Linked DNA regions of Homo sapiens: region 1 is linked to region 2. A link is an interaction called in ENCODE POLR2A ChIA-PET data of the cell type or tissue named here. Cell type or tissue: GM12878. All regions are shown on one strand. Each heading gives the region's core, and the rest is flanking DNA. Links, peaks and the distances in the headings are about the cores only.

Evidence for each region. ChIA-PET counts read pairs that join two places held together with the same protein. Peaks named below come from ENCODE experiments on the same cell type or tissue, not always from the same donor. Only the 100,000 strongest peaks of a DNase experiment are listed, where the experiment ranks them.
Region 1: POLR2A ChIA-PET joins it to region 2 with 10 read pairs; 4 of 35 experiments call an interaction of 5 or more read pairs at or near these places.

Annotation. Positions count from the first base shown.
Region 1 is chr6:137,221,492-137,224,410 of GRCh38, reverse strand. No RefSeq gene overlaps it. Among named protein-coding and RNA genes, the nearest start is that of IFNGR1, 3.6 kb to the right of the region's middle. In GM12878, for the core only: no CTCF peak of the experiment used is centred there; no DNase peak of the experiment used is centred there; H3K27ac peaks cover 1,392 bases.
Region 2 is chr6:137,629,219-137,632,137 of GRCh38, reverse strand. No RefSeq gene overlaps it. Among named protein-coding and RNA genes, the nearest start is that of LINC03004, 35 kb to the left of the region's middle. In GM12878, for the core only: no CTCF peak of the experiment used is centred there; no DNase peak of the experiment used is centred there; H3K27ac peaks cover 1,304 bases.

The DNA.
Region 1 (2,919 bases), core at 325-2,824, 410 kb after region 2:
TGGCAGTTCTGCTAAGCCTCTGGCTGCTGGGCCTCTTGTTCTCCCCTCAACAAGTGATCTTCTTTGCTTACTATTCTAGTCTTCTACATCCTGTACTTGAGTTTGTTGTTTCTTCTTTTCTCCTTTCTCCCTTCCACTCAGTCATCCTCTTCTCCATCATGGTTTACATTCCAACTCTCTGAAAGCCAATCTATTTAGGTTGGCCTGACATTGAGTAAAAAAAAAAAAAAAAAAAAAAAAAATCTGCACGATTAACAGAAAATCGAACTGATGGTGACTTAAATCAACAGGGGTTTATTTTTTTCTCCCATAGGCCAAAGGCAGGTGGTCATAGACATTAGTTCAGAAACTCAATGCTGACGATGATTCAGGCTTTCTAACTTCCTGTTCTTCCACTGGTAGCTGTTGACTTTTCATCTTCAATCTTGTTGCCTCATGGTTGCAAACTGCCAAGATCTGCTGCAGATCTAGGCGTCACTGGATCTACATTCAAGGCAAGAAGATTGGAAAAGGGCCAAGGCCAGCAAACTCTCCCATTGCATCTGCCCCTTCTATGAGAAAGGAAAAGTTCTCACAGAATGCTTTCCAATCCTCTTCCCCATTATACACCTGATGACCACCACACACACACATGCCTCACAGACTTCTGCTTGTGTTTCGCTGACCAAAACTACATCATATACCTACACTTAGCTGCCAAAAAGGCTGGGAAAGTGAGTAATGAGCCTGTCTAGCCTCTGCAGTAGGGAGGCAGCAAGATAGAAGGGGACCGAAAAGAGCTGTTAGCAGTCAGCTAATGAGTAGTATCTGCCACAGTCACCACGCAGCATGTGGCATCTACCCTAGGCAGTGCTCTAAGACAAGCCAACTACTAGAATACTTGACTGTCTATGGATAAACATCTTCAAGCCAGGGGTTGGTCTGATACAATCGGATGTCAGCATGAGAGCTAAGAGGAGGGTTGAGTGCAAGGCAAGAGGATAGTGCTTTGTTGAGTACCAGTATGATATCCAAATATCTCTCTAAATTCTTATCAGTGACCCAATTATAGCTTAGCCAGCCATAAATTCAACTATACCTGCTTCAGTCCCACACCTCTTTACAAGCTTGTTTTGTTCATCATATATTTATTTAATAAGTGGCCACAGACATTGGTTCAGCTGCTCAATGCTGACAGTGATGATTCAGGATTACATACAATTGATGATTCAGGATCATCAATATTCCATAAATATTAATGGAGTAATAGGCACTTGGCTAGGTGCTCGGGGTCTGACAGTGAAGAAAACAAATTTATTTTTTAGAGGAAGAGGGAGACTACTGAAACAAAATTTTCTACGTGTGTATATACATATTTTATGTATGCACACACACACGGATGCATTTCATTAAATCTCAGATTAAGTCCCTGTTTACGCACCTATAATCGTGTTGCTCTCCTTGGTAACAATTACTACAATTTCAGTAATTATTTGTGAAATATATATATATATAAAATGCATATATTTAACACATACAATTTATTCATATTTAATTCAAATTTAATAGATATATTAAATTTCCAGTAGAATCTCCAGATAGTAGTAAGTACTATGGAATAAACAAAGTTAAATAAGGGCCAGTGTAAAGGCATGGGTAGAGTGTGAGAGGGCAAGAGTATTGGCTATAATTTACAGACTAATCAGCGGAATTTAAACTATATGCTTCAGTTACAAATCTTCACGCTGTCTCCTTTAAAGGGAAGCTGGCAGACATTTCTGCTTTGGAGAAAAGAGGAAGGAAATGCACTGTGCTCAGAGCCAAAATGCACAGTTTGTTCCACACACACAGGCTCTGTTCTCATTGGATCATATTTCTAGCTTCTTAAATTGTTTTATTTGGCCTATTAACTTGAAAGGCAGGTGAGTATGGTCTTCAAAATGTAGCCTTGCTCCTGAGCAGCAGCACTTCAGTATACACTTGGCTTTGGAATGATCTACGCTCCACCCCAATTTGTTTTCTTCATTTTAAAAACTAATCTGAGGCTCTAGTGGGGACCAACGTATACTTGGATATTCCCCAGCCATTAGGCATTGGAAATTTATCAAGGAAAGCTGGCACCGCTCATTTGTTTCTGTGTTAGCTGTATGAGATTTTTATATGGGATTTTAAAATACAGTTTATTGCTCTTCTTCCTACCTCTCTTATTAGCCGGTGGCCACCCCCATCTTTTAACTTTATTCAGGCTAATTTTACCTTATCCTTCAGGTCACAACATAATGGTAACTTCCTTAAAAAAGAATTTCCCTAAATCCAGACACAGTGGCTCACACCTGTAATCCCAGCATTTTGGGAGCCTGAGGCAGGAGAATCATTTGAGCCCAGGAGTTTGAGACCAGCCTGAGCAACACAGCAAGACCCCAGCTCTATAAAAAATTTAAAAACTAGCCGGGCATAAGGCCAGGCGAGGTGGCTCACTCCTGTAATCCCAGCACTTTGGGAGGCCAAGGTGGGCGGATTGCTTGAGCTCAGGAGTTTGAGATCAGCCTGGGCAACATGGTGAAACCCCATCTCCACAAAAGACACAAAAAAATGCCTGTGGTCCCAGCTACTTGGGAGGCTGAGGTGGAAGGATGGCTTGCGCCCGGGAGGTGGAGGTTGCAGTCAGCTGAGATTGTGCCACTGTACCTCAGCTAGGTGATACAGTCAGACCCTGTCTCAAAAAAAAAAAAAAAAATTAGCCAGGCATGGTGGTGTACACCTGTAGTCCCAGCTATTTGGGAGGCTGGGGCAAGAGGATCATTTGGGCCCAGGAGTTTGAGGCTGCAGTAAGCTATGATCATGCCTCTGCACTGCAGCCTAGACGACAGAGTGAGACCCTGTCTCAAAAGAAAGAAAAAAGAAAAGAAAGACTTTCTTTAAAATGTAGACTAAGTTAAA
Region 2 (2,919 bases), core at 197-2,696:
CCCTCCATCCATGGAAATTTGTCTTCCATGAAACCAGCCCAGTTGGTTTCTATTACAGAGTTTAAGAGTAATCTAGGCAAGGGCCAAAGTTAGCACATTTCAGAAATGGTATTAAGACCTGCACTGTATCTGGGTGAGGAAACAATACTTATGTTTTATTTTCAGAGTCCCCTCTGATTCAGAGCAGACTAGGGGAGGAGTGGGAGCAGAGCTGAAAGTGAACTTGCAGTAGACCACCATACACTTCAAGGAGAATTGACTTTTTCCCTAACAGAAAAAGGGAAAGTTTCATGCTTTAAACTGTAGAGTACATGCCTGTGTGTCTTTTATTTTTCACTTATGTTTAATTAGATCTGAGAACAGGCTTACTGCTAAAGCTTAAATAATTAACTAGCATTTATTTGTAAAAGATAGATGGCCATAACATCATCTAGCAAAGTGGAGAAAATATAACTGGATTCTGTCTCTATCAAGAACATCCAGAAAGAGAGAGAGGTAACCTGGAAACTCTGTCAGAGGATAGTTCTTAGTCAAGGTAATCGCACAATACAACCTCTGCTTTACCATATAAGGAAATTAAACTTCTGGCTCCAGTTGCTGCCAGAAGTACTGACTATGGTAACTCCTGCTGTACAGCTCTGGCTCATCAGACCCTGCAACTCCAGCTTCCTTCCAGCCCTAAGGTGGTAGCAGCTTGCTGCTATTGTATTGCTAAGCACTGGGTTGTTTCTCGCTGCTCCTTATTTGGCTTCTCAGCTTTCCCATTATTGGTGAAACCAATTCCCTGTAACAAACTTTCTCATTGTGAAATATCTATGATGGTTTCTGGTTTTGTTTTTGTTTTCTTCCCAGTGGGTATCTGAATGCTATAGAGAGAATAAGAGAACTCTATACACACTTTAGAAATGAGAAAGAGAAAGTCCTATTTCTATCTTCCTATTTTAACATTGTTTAGGCTATTATTTCGTTATTTTGTGTCTTTCTTAATAGGTAGCTTTATGAAGCAAGCAATACATCAGCAAACAGATCTTGAGCACTTCCTTTCTATAGTGTACTTTAGTCATCTCTAAAAAATAATCTGATAGAACTGTTGCTTTCAGCTCACTATCACAGCAAACAATTGCAGCTCACCCTGATAAAGATAGCTGCAAATGGAATTTCCTGGACTCCACCTGTCTTCTGAGGCTTTCAGCTGTCTATGCCATATCCTCTCACATCCAGACACAAGAGTAGAGGCTGGAGCATTGTCACAGCACCTTAGGACCTTCCACGTCCTGCCTAAGTATTTCACTGACCACTGTGAGCCCAGGAATTGCCAAGGGAGCAAGTCCAACCACAGCTGCAGCAGAGTGCACTGACAGGGCAGGCCCATAATGGGCACTTGCCCATCTGTTGTGCAGTTAGTTTTTGGCCTTTTTAATAGAGTAGTGTTAGAAACATTGTAACAACTGAACATCCACACCTAAGGGGTCAGAGATGGCCTCATTAATAGGGGACCCTAAGGCAGCCCTTACTTGAAACTCTCCAAGAGAGATATACGTGTATTTTCTGTCCTTCAGAAAATGCAATTTTTTTCTGGACACATTTCTAATGATTTCACTTAATAACCACGTTTTATGTAGCTTTGAATTACTAGAGCTATCTAGTTATTATGAACCACAGGATACGATGTCAGAATCTCAAAGCACAAGAGAAATAGGACTAACTAACTTATACAAAGTAATTTGGAATTTGCAAAGTACTTTCACACTCATTAGCTCAATTTTTTTTTTTGAGATGTAGCCTTGCTCTGTTGCCCAGGCTGGTGTGCAGTGGTGCGGTCTCAGCTCACTGCAGCCTCTGCCTCCCGGGTTCAAGTGATTCTCCTGCCTAGCCTCCCGAGTAGCTGGGACTACAGGTGTGCACTGCCGTGCCTGGATACATTTGCTTTTGTAATTTTGGTAGAGACAGGGTTTCACCATGTTGGCCAGGCTGGTCTCAAACTCCTGACCCCAAGTGATCTGCCCGCCTCAGCCTCCCAAAGTGCTAGGCATAAGGTACCGCACCTGGCCCATTAGCTCAATCTCGCTGATGGTTTTGGACATTGTTCTGGCAAAAAAAGATGAGGCCTAGAAGTGCTACCTCAAACAAATGATTTCAGAATTAAAATGAGGCAATATTTTAAGTACTTTCTACTCCTGCATGGGCAAAGTCATTTTTTTTGATACAAATATTTTCTGTCTTTTGGAGAACCCTCTATAGCAGTGGCTCCCAACCTTTTTGGCACCAGGGAGTAGTATCGTGGAAGACAATTTTTCCGTGGAAGTGGGTTTGGGGAGGGGATGGTTTTGGGGTGAAACTGTTCCCACCTCAGATCGCCAGGCACTAGATTCTTATAAGTAGCCGGCAACCTAGATCCGCCGTTCACAATAGGGTTCATGCTCCTATGAGAATCCAATGGCCCCACTGATCTGACTGGAGGCGTGGAGCACAGGCGGTAATGCTCACCCACCCACGGCTCACCTCTTGCTGTGAGGCCTGTTCCTGACAGGCCACAGACCAGTATGGATCCATGGTCCCGGGGGTTGAGGACCCTTGCTCTGTAGCATACATTTGAGATCTCGTCTTATTCTAATTGTTGCAAGCAATACAACATCAGAATTTCTGGTTATGGAGTCTTGGGCCTCTTTTTACTGATTTGGAAGGAAATTTTCAAAATTTGCCTAGTTAAGCAGTTGACTCCTTTTGCTTTAGTGAGCTCAGTCTTATTATATCCAGTGTTCTTGCTATATCTCTTGATAATGAGGCTTTATACATATATATATATACACACACACACACAATCATACATACGTGTATAATGATACCTGTATATATGTATAATAATAATGAAGCTTTGTATATAAAGCCTTATCATATAAAGCCTGTGTGTGTGTATAT